3 separate regions of the Homo sapiens genome follow, and regions 2 and 3 are each linked to region 1. The links are chromatin contacts, found by Hi-C or POLR2A ChIA-PET in ENCODE. All regions are on one chromosome and are shown on one strand. Each heading gives the region's core, a stretch centred on a gene start or an enhancer-like site at or near the end of the contact. The rest is flanking DNA. Distances are from core to core; before and after follow the strand shown.

Evidence for each region. A loop is a pair of places that touch in the nucleus more often than their neighbours do. ChIA-PET counts read pairs that join two places held with the same protein, here RNA polymerase II (POLR2A). Pooled maps may share reads with other maps.
Region 2: a loop to region 1 is called in a map of PC-3, with 9 times the contacts of the local background. The contact joins two enhancer-like sites. A Hi-C loop is called at or near these places in 3 of 168 maps with a recorded cell type or tissue (CD14-positive monocyte, PC-3 and ascending aorta), 1 of 37 single-sample maps with no recorded cell type and 3 of 50 pooled maps. POLR2A ChIA-PET finds 5 or more read pairs at or near these places in 2 of 52 experiments (GM12878 and common myeloid progenitor, CD34-positive).
Region 3: a map of sigmoid colon shows a loop between it and region 1 (4-fold over the local background). The contact joins two enhancer-like sites. A Hi-C loop is called at or near these places in 4 of 168 maps with a recorded cell type or tissue (CD14-positive monocyte, Caco-2, esophagus muscularis mucosa and 1 more) and 3 of 50 pooled maps. POLR2A ChIA-PET finds 5 or more read pairs at or near these places in 2 of 52 experiments (GM12878 and SK-N-SH).

The regions. Positions count from the first base shown.
Region 1 is chr10:75,466,984-75,470,453 of GRCh38, reverse strand. All of the region lies in intron 2 of LRMDA (leucine rich melanocyte differentiation associated), which reads right to left. Among named protein-coding and RNA genes, the nearest start is that of LRMDA, 37 kb to the right of the region's middle. Within about 2 kb of position 1,278, at least 10 of the 41 ENCODE cell types and tissues checked have a DNase peak (open chromatin) inside an H3K27ac peak, as active enhancers do; they include CD14-positive monocyte and PC-3, where a contact is called at or near this core.
Region 2 is chr10:75,530,999-75,534,468 of GRCh38, reverse strand. All of the region lies in intron 2 of LRMDA (leucine rich melanocyte differentiation associated), which reads right to left. Among named protein-coding and RNA genes, the nearest start is that of MIR606, 20 kb to the left of the region's middle. Within about 2 kb of position 1,773, at least 2 of the 41 ENCODE cell types and tissues checked have a DNase peak (open chromatin) inside an H3K27ac peak, as active enhancers do; they include CD14-positive monocyte and PC-3, where a contact is called at or near this core.
Region 3 is chr10:75,506,619-75,510,088 of GRCh38, reverse strand. The region is part of intron 2 of LRMDA (leucine rich melanocyte differentiation associated); the gene reads right to left. Among named protein-coding and RNA genes, the nearest start is that of MIR606, 44 kb to the left of the region's middle. Within about 2 kb of position 1,853, at least 3 of the 41 ENCODE cell types and tissues checked have a DNase peak (open chromatin) inside an H3K27ac peak, as active enhancers do.

The DNA of each region.
Region 1 (3,470 bases), core at 29-2,528:
GCAATCTCAGCTCACTGCAACCTCCACCTCCTGGGTTCAAGTGATTCTCATGCATCAGCCTCTCCAGTAGCTGGAATTACAGGCACCTGCCACCACACCCAGCTAATTTTTGTGTTTTTAGTAGAGACGAGATTTTGCCATGTTGCCCAGGCTGGTCTCAAATTCCTGTCCTCAAGTGATCTGCCTGCCTCGGCCTCCCAAAGTGCTGGGATTACAGGTGTGAGCCACCACACTCAGCCTCACCTTTATGTTTTGATCTTCACTGAAATGCAAATAAATGCAACGTAGGCAGAACTTATTCTGGCAACTCAACCCTAATACAAAAGGGTTTCTGACCTGGTCCTCAAACCATGTTGATGGTGGCAGAGGAAATGCAGGAAGGTAGTAGAGTCTTGAGGAAAAGAGGGAAAAGTATTATTAAAGGGGAGAGGTGCATCCAAGAACCAGAAGTGTGGGGCCACCAAAGACTAGTTCTTAGACTCCTTCCTATTGCTGATTCAGGGTTAGTGCCCTGCAGGTGGTGAGCCACCACACACAATAGACAACCAAGAGGAGAGAAGTCCATGGAGACCAACACCAAGCTCTGCACCTTGTTTGAAGCTTAAAGCACAGTTACTATGGTTCCTAGGCCCAGAAGGCCGTGTGCACCCATAGGCCTCACACTGGATCCCTCATCCCATACCAGTCTCCAGGTTCTTCCAAGCACGGCAGAAACACTCACCCCTCTGCAAAAGTCTAGCATTGTTCTGCAACTCCAAGGAAAGCAAGGAAGTCTCTGGCTCCCCTCATGCTACCATCCTCTTCCACTGCCCACCACTTGATACATGGGGTGGCACACCCTTCAACAAACACACACACACACACACGCACATACACTCACACACATGGGCAGCCAGTGCAACACTTGCACACCCACCTTAGCTGACAGGAAGCTAAAAACAAATGCAGGATGAAATCAGTCATCAGAAAGGGGTTGGGAAGGAAAGGGAGATGTGGAAACAGAAAGCAGCACACGCTCTAGGTTCAGCTCTCTTTAGAGCTGAATCTCTTTAGAGCAAGGCCCCAGAAGCTGCCAATGTCTTTGGTTGCACTGGGGGCCAGTTAGGGCAAATAACTGAAGGCATTTCAATTGGTGATGCTCCCCCAGTGACTCACTGTTTCTTTATTGCAACATGCTCTCTATAAAAGCCATTTTCCTCTCACAGGATCTGCTTGGGCAACATGTGATGTCATCATAAATCATCTCTCTCTTTTTTTTTCCTTTAAAATGTCAGCAGATTTCTTGGAGTTTCTAAAAAGCCAAGAGAGCCAGCACCATCTCCCAGTTTTGGCAGGGAAACCCATTTTCTTTCCCAAGACGTCTGTCTTCACTTTTTCCCCATGCTCTCCCATAGGAGCTCTGCAGAGATAATGCCTTGAAGAGCACAGAAAGTTACAGAAAGCATTTATGAAAAAAAGCTTTTCTGTCTACTCTTTCCAAATGCAGGGCCTTTCTCTTGCTCCCTTTTTTCCTCTCGTCCTAGTTTGGTGCACTTCCAGGGGAAGTGAATGTATAGCGAGCACTTTTAAACAAGGTCTAATACAATCCATGCCTCCAAGACATGAGTGCCATTAATCAGAACGAAGCCTTTGTGCAAGAGAGGCCACAGGCTGGACGGCCGCCATGGACTAGTAATGCAGACAGGCCCCTATCTCCCCACTCCACCCCCAGCAGGGCTTGGCATTCTCTTCCCACCCTGACCCTTCCCAAATCCTGTGCCCGACAGCCCCCCGCAAAGACCTGTGAAAACCTACTCTGGAGAAAAAAAAAGTTTCCTTTTATTCCAAGTTTATTGGACCAAAAAGTGACTAGCATCACTTCAGGTGCAGAACCTTAAGAGCAAAAGAAAATTCCAAACCACCTCTAACCCATGAGCACTGGGGCCACAGCAAAGGGGAGTCTACTGCTGAGGTGTTTGTTTCATCACCCTGGGTATCTCTTAAGGCAAATCTTCCTTCTGGAAGGGCTCTTTCCAGAAAGATCTCTGTGATTAGATACTATAGCTGCCCTGTCCCCTACATGCAATGACCACACAATAACAAAGAAATGAAGATAGCATGGGAGTCCTAATGGTCCTTCTTTTTACATCCTTTGATATGGCCAACAGTCTTCCCTAACCCCGCCCCGCACCCCAAAAAAAGGATTCAGTTAACTAAAGACCACGGGAAGCAAAGGAACTTATGTATGGGGGAAACCGACAACCATTTATGTGAAGTCCTTTGGGGCTATTATCAATGCCCCAACCTCTCCCCTAAAATCAAATACTTTTGCCTGGTTCCAGACTACTGATGCTCCATCATTAATACTTCAACCATTAGGATCAGTTATGGAAACATGCAGATAATCCTTGGAGATTATTATACCACTATCAGCCATTTCTACCTAAGTATGACTGAGCAATACTTTGCGACTTTGTGTGTGTGTGTGTGTGTGTGTGTGTGTGTGTGTGTGTGTGTGACGGAGTCTCACTCTGTCACCAGGCTGGAGTGCAGTGACGCGATCTCGGCTCACTGCAACCTCCACCTCCCGAGTTCATGCGATTCTCCTACCTCAGCCTCCTGTGTAGCTGGGATTACAGGCATGCACCGCCAGCCCCAGATAATTTTTGTATTTTTAGTAGAGATGGGGTTTCACCATGTTGGCCAGGATGGTCTCAATCGCTTGACCTCATGATCTGCCCACCTCGGCCTCCCAAAGTGCTGGGATTACAGGCATGAGCCACTGTGCCTGCCCAACTTTGCGATCTTGATGTCTGGTATACTGTCCTGTCCCCACAATTTATCCACACACAAGCATGGGGTCTTCCAGGAACCCATCACTTTAGATACTTGTTGGGGAGGCCACACCCTTTGTTTCCCTCTCCTACCCAATTCCTTATCTTGAAGAGAGGTAAAACGTGGGAAAAATTCAGGAGGGAAAAAGAAGAGAAAGAAGAGCAGGGGCAAATAAGAGGCACAGAGGGCGAGGTCTTCTTCTTCTCAAACACCTAAGACAGTTACTCACACAACTTAGACACTCAGTGTGTGCTCTCTGAATAAACAGAGACAACTAGGGGCCAAATATTGTGCTGGTCAAATAATGGCAGGTGGGGAAGTCACTCACCAGGGCAAGCCAAGCCTTGGCTGCAACTGTTCCACCCTTCCCTGCCATGGCTCACACTTGCCCTTCTGCCTGAAATGTCCTCCTCAGCCTCCTGAACGGTTCAGCCTACTGGTCGCTTCAGACTCTGACTCCAGGACCCCTTTCCACCCCCTCCAGGATGGGCCGACTGCCATATGTCCACGTCGTCGTACTTGATGCATCCCTCAGGATGTCCTCCCTTGGCTGGGTTGCAGTCACCTATTTCTTCATGTCTCCTCTATTAGGTGTTAGTCATCTTTGCATCTCTAATGCCTAAGCCCCCACATCACACACAACAAGCATTTGGTAA
Region 2 (3,470 bases), core at 524-3,023, 64 kb before region 1:
CAATATTGCCGAGAAAGCAAAGTTCTAAGAGTCAGGACGGCTAGAAACAGTCTTAAATGCCACCCAATTCAATGGTAGCATTTTTCACTGTTTTTTCTTAACTTCTGTTTTAAAGTACACCACATGACAGCAAGTCCCAGGAGGACCACTGTCCACCAAATGTGATGGGCAACTAACTGCCACACACAGCACTTTGCACCCAGTAGCTGTTCAAAGGTATTTGCTGAATTGAATCTCAAACAGACACAGGTTTGCATTATAAGCACCTCACAATTGCGCATCAGGGCACTTGAAATACTCACCCTCATATATTATATTCCCTGTAAAAGACCTAACTTATGCTACATGTGCAGAGACCTTTGATGTAGAGAGCATGAAGAGAGCCTGTTGATGCCAGGAATGGCCAAGAGAAGGAAGATTGAAACTGGGTTCTATAGGACACCATCTGAGCCACTGGATCCACCCACCTGCCCCGAACGCTACCCTAACACCTAGGCAATAGATTTCCTTTACTGTTGAAACCAGTTTGAGTCACTTGCAATATAGAGTCCTCATATGTTGCACATATCGCATGTACATTTTATTTTGTCTTTTGACAAAGTCCCCTCCAAACGTCACCTCCTCCAAGGAGGTGCAATTAATTGTTACTCTCTCTGCACTCTGTGGAATATCGTTGACTCTCTCTCTCCTCTCATCCTCTGAGTGGGCCCAACTCTCCCAGTGATAGCAAGGGAAAGGAAAGGCTCACTCAGCAGCAGACTGCTACAACTGCCTGATCCCAAACACAAGACACCAGAGAATAAGCTTCAAAGTTTCCCACTCCATGATTTTCCAGAAAGTGATGTCCTCTTGCACATCAAGAGACAAGAAAACATAGATGTGCAATGACATAATTTATTATTTACCTACTTTTAACCAAGTCAGTGGGAGAAACAATAAATATGAGTATGCCCAGAAGTGTCTCTTACTCAGACCCATAAAAACTCATTTATAAATAACTCAAAATTTCCACCCAGGATTGATGCTTTCTCTGCTGCACGAAACTCTCCCAGGCTCCCTTGTCAGCCTTTTCCTGAAGTAGATCCAAAGAGACCCTGGGTTACCCCACCCCTAATTGTTACCTATTTCATTTGTATATAGGTTTTCCTCATTAAAATGTCATTATAAAATGAGGAGTCCATTTTAAGGGTAAACAAAGAGTGGTATCTAAATATACTAATATCTCAGCCTTTACTGAAACTAACTTTTATGTAGTCCAACTCCTACCATGTTCTTTGTTATCCTCTCAGTTGAAAGAACGCAGAATATTCTACAGCTCTGCAGGTGACTTCTCTTTCCATAAAATCTCACTAACTAGGATATGCTTTTCAAAATTTACCAGCCTAGTACCTTTCTTTTCAACTTGCTATAAAATGCATTCTTTGAGTAATAAGGCATACTCCACAAACGTGGCTGTGTTCTGTCTTGTATTAATATTATACTTAGCTATTTGAGGTTTGTCACTCCCACGAGAGAGTGAGCCCCTTGATGGCAAGGACAAACATCTTTTAATTGCTTACAGTGCCCAAAACCAGGCTTCATACAAAACAAACCAGTAGTTTCAAACTTGAATATACATCAGGATCAACCACGGAGCTCATTAAAAATACAGATTCCTGAGTCCCACCCCAGGGACTCTGAGCCACCAGGTCTAGGGTAGGGTCAGGGAATCGACATTTCTAACAAAGTGGATCTGAGTGATGCAGGTTGTCTGCATCCTACTGAGAATGACTCAAGCAGAACTCAGTGTGTCTCAACCATACTGAGAATGACTCAAGCAGGACTTCAACAAAAAAAAGTCTGAAATGAATAAGAGTACAAAGTTAGCTAGAAAGATTTTCCAATGTCACCACCAGTCCTCTCTCCAGCATGCACACCTGAGGATGTCTCCCGAATACACCTCCAGCCCCTAGAAAGCAGAGCCTGATGTTTGGCAAACTGGTCTCTCCCAACAGCAGAAAAGGCACTTTCCCCAAGCCCTTTCCTCTGCCTTCAATGTGTTAACACCCAGGCCCAAAAATTACATCTGGGGACTCAGAACCCCAAATGCTCAAAGATAGCAAGCAGCCTGGATCAAAAATTCCAGAATTTGGCACAAGAAAAACATGGAAACTGAGGCTGTGGAACCATGATGGAATCTGGCAACCAGGAATGCCTTTGTCACCTCTCCCCAAGATCTTCGGGATCTGGCTGAAAAGTCAAACTTCTAGCAGGCAAACAAATCTGAGATGTTAGGAAAATAATGAAGACAGCAACAAGACAAATAACAGCCCAAGAGGTCATAAAAGGGGACACTGGTTTCCTTTAAGAAAATTTTTAAACACCCCCTTGTACTGCTCACTGGCTCTTTCCTTTTTTTTTTTTTTTTTTTTTCTTTCTTTCTTTTGAGGTAGAGTCTTCCCTTATCTGCCAGGCTGGAGTGCAATGGTGCAATCAGCTTACCACAGCCTCAAATTCCTGGGCTCGAGTGATCCTCCCACCTCTGCCTCTTGAGTTGCTAGGACTACAGGTGCACACCAATTTTTTTTTTTTTTAAGAGACAGGGTCTTGCCATGTTGTCCAGGCTGAGCTCAAGTGACTCTTCTGCCTCAGCCCCACAAAGTGCTGGGATTACAGGCAAGAGCCACCGCACCTAGCATCACTGATTACTTTCTAAGGCCAATTCCTTTTGGCCTAGCTGGACTGTAAATTCCTTGTGGGCAGGAAATGTATGTCTCATTTCTTGTATCTACATTAAAACTGAACATACACTAGGTGATTAAAAGACCCTGTCCAGAGAACAAGAGTGCTGGCTTTAGAGCCAGAGAAAACCAAGGTCAAACACCACCTCATTTTTAAACCCCTGTGGCACTTACAACCAGGCTTTGTACAAAACAAACCAGTCATCACCACATATTCTTGTGCCAATCACTCAGCTCCTGCTGCAAAGCAACAAAGGATGGGAGTACAGGGTTGGGAGGGTCTGGCTGTTGAGACCCTCAGGTTTGCTCAGACTCTGCTGACCCTAAAAGGCCACACTCACCACGAGTCTGTGAAGGAAGGGAAACTTTAGTGCAGCTCCCACTGCTCCTGCTGTCCAGCTGTCCTTCCCTCTTTTTTGGAATAACGCCTCATCCTTCAGAACTAACCTGCATTGTCCAACAAGTTCTCCTCGACCACCTGACTGTGTTAACCACCCCCTCTGCCACCTCTCTTCAGCACTCGTCCTGCTGTATTATACCTCCCTGTGGTCGTGTCTGTCTACCCACTGGCTAACAACATTAAGGAAGAGCTGGTGATATCCCAGCCTCCACTGTAACCCTAGAGACCAGCACAGTGCCTGGCACACACAGACACTCAAGAGACATGCCCAGTGAAAGAGCAGACCTTGCTTAGCCTCTATCTTCCCAGATGTGAAATGTGAGCTGTTGTGACAACAGATGATATATAAC
Region 3 (3,470 bases), core at 604-3,103, 39 kb before region 1:
TATCTCAAATTAAATATCCTGTCACACAAACATTTATTGATTGCCTCTTCTGTGCCAGGTACTCTGCCAGGCATTTTTGTTTCTGGTCTCCCATTTGAACTCAGGGCAACCCTGTCTGTTTTGGAGGAAAAAATAGACTGGGTGGGCAGATGACTTCCTCAGAGTCACACAATCAGTAGCCCCACATGCGGTCTGCCCTCTGCCTCAGACAGGCTGTAAGAGCCTCAAGACTGGGGCTGTAAGTTCATCCACACACCGGGAGATAAGGTGAAGTGGTTCAACATGAGAAGTGAGCAAATTCAGATCCCTTATTTTGCAGATAGAGAAACTGAGGCCAGAAAACTGAAGTGACTTCCCAGTGTCTCCTGACCAAAAGAAAAATAAGCATTAAATGAAGAGAAAGGAAATAATGAAGTGGAAAGGATAGTTGACCTCAAATAGAAACATGGATGCTAGTCCCGGTTCTGCCACCAATCAAGACAACCCACCTCTCTGGGGCTCAGTGTCATCTGTAAAATAAGGCCTGGAAGAAATACAGCAAATCATGGTGTCAACAGGTATCAGAGACACCCTTCTGGCATCAGTATTCTGTAACTCTCAGAGAGCCACAGTCTTAAAGTCTTTCTAGACACAATCTTAAAAGTAGAAGACTAAATAATATGCACATGTCACATCATACAAAAACATGCTGTGGAAGCAGAAAGTAAAAGGAAATTTTGAGCATAATATGAGTTTTGAATTTAATATTTGCTTATTTTTTTCTTTTTCCTCCTGGTAAAATTGCTTAAGAGTGTTACACACACACACATATACACATATACACAGCCCATTCGACCTCTCTAGCCACGTGGGTTTCTGCTCCCAGACAACACTGCACCACGAACGGGGTAGGAGATGTCAGCCAGCAACGGTGGCCCATGAGGGCCAACAAACAGCAGCCAAGCACTCCCACTGTCACCACCCTAAAACACCTGGTCGAGTCTGATTAATGAGATGAGGACCAGATGCTTAAAAATGTCTGCTAAATTAAAAGAAAAAGAAGAAACAAAGAGAAAAGGAAAGGAAACCAGAAGCCTGCCTTTAATATAGTGCACTTTGTTATCTGTAATGTCTTTCAACCACAGATAACAGAATCAACCACATGGAATCTAAGATGCACGCCAGGTGAAAAAACACCATAAAGACATAATAAAAAGTTCCACCAGTGCCCATAAATTGCTGGGGGACTGTTACAAGGGCAGAGTCATAAATTCTTAATGTTTCCCAAATTAGAGGGTACCAACACATATGCAAATATATTTGTGTGGGTAATTGAGGACTAAAAATCTTACATTAAGCACAGCTACCTCCTTCAAACGCTGTTAGGGGAGCCTCTGACAGGCACACTCATACAGCACACACTGTAGGAATTCAATTTGGAAACCATCATCTAAAGCACAGAGGAGAACAGGAAAGTCATATTGCTATAATGCTTAGATTATCAATCATCTTGACAGTTTATTGGCTTTATCACCACACATACCATTAAAATGATGTCTGGCCTAGACTGTCAGGAGCAAACATTAAACAGACCAGGATTAAAAAGCAGATCCCAAACAGCACTCCAGTCAAGTTTCTCTTCCACTCTGAAATTAGTTAGAGCTGACTAAGAAACTGGCACTAGACTTTGAAGAAATATACAGCCCAAAAGGCTGAGAGTCAACTCAGACCTGACAAGCTGATAGGTAATGTCATGTTATGGCAAATCTGACTCTCCTGTGGTTGATTTATCACGTACTCTGTGCAACAGAATGATTGCTAATGGTGGAAGGGAGAGGGGGGGAAAAAAACACCACCATAATTTGCCTCTTCTTGCAACCAAGGGCTTGTATCAAAAGGGCCAAGCCAGCTCCCTGAAGTGGGGTAGGAATGCTAATAAATTCACACTACTGAGCAAACATATTAACATTACCCCCACACAGGTTATTAAAGTAATTTTACAGATTCAGAAGAACTGAACAGGCAGCAGAAGAGACATTCATAATTCAAGAGCTCTAGACAGCGAAAGAGTTACGAACCCTATACGTTTTTAAAATGCTTCTGCATGTGTCACTTTGGCAAGGAAATCTCAACACAATTAAAACTATACTAGCACATCAATAGGGCTCAATTGAGAGCTGTGTACCTGCCTTTTACTAGGCCAGGGCTTTATAGATGCCTCAGGAAGAAAAGGGAAATAGGAAATTCACCGCTAATTAAAGGGAACCTTCTGTGCCTAAGGACAAATGGTGGCATTTCTAAAATATATATAAAAGAAACACATTTCCAAATCTCTGCCAAGGGTTTGGCTTTTTCACAGTCCCTAGAACTATTCTGTGTTTGTTTGGAAGTTACAGAGCTATTCTGTTTGTGATTAATAGTTTGCTTTCCAGTACAAATAAGTCATTAAGAAGGGTAGGGTGGGGCACAGAGAGAAGTGACAGAATAGGAACTGGCTCCGAAACAATGCGAGTAAAAAATTCAGACCACATTTTTCAATCTTTCACTCCATTGCTTATTTACCCAAGTGAGGTTCCCTGCCTGTCTCTCTGGGTGACTTCAACATGACCCTTTAAGTGAAAAAACTCATTGGGACACCATATCAGAGGCCCTTTCTCTACTTCCTTTCACCTAGCTGGGCTTTTTGGTACCTTGAAAACTCAGCTAATTCATGATTAAGAAAAGAATCTGGAAAATGATGGCACAAAAGCAGCCAGGAGGCATGAAGAAGCTGCTTCAGGAGAGCTCCTGCCCTTGCTGGGGTACCCCTGTGACACTCCAGGGTCGCCCCCAATAGGCTGTAGTGCCATTTTGTGATGCTTCCAGCCAGCCATCTTTCTCCAAGCAGTGCCATCCTGTTTTGTTGGTTGTACGCTGGAGTGGAGGAACTGACAATACACCATTTACCGAGGGAGAGTCACTCCCTGTACAACAGATGTCACCAGGAAAAAAAAAAAAAAGATGCCAGAACACAAGGCTTGTACACTGCTGAGCAAACACTGAATTTTGCACCTGAATGAGCATCTGGGTTTGAGAGACCAGGCAAGACCCACCCACATCCCCAAACACGCACTCACCCAACCACAGCACAACTCTCCCCAAGGGCCCCAAGAGAGCTAAATGGGGGAAAGGCAGCCAGCATCCAAGCTCCTCACACCAGGAACTTCCTCTGCCATTGCTTCTGGCTCAGGTTTCCAAAGCACTTTCACTAAGGGTGAAGAGAGAACCTCCCACAACAACCCCCTCGTGCCAGGAAACCTGAAAGAATCTCTGCTTTCACACTCCAAGACACCAGGCACCAAGATTTCCATGGGGAAAGACATAGCAGTCAGTGAAATCAATCATCATGGTCACTGGGCACCGGCCAAGGGACCAACATGGCGCTGAACTCTACAGGGGATACATGGGACTTTTAAAGCATGGTCCATGTCTCTCCACCAAGCCTACAACCA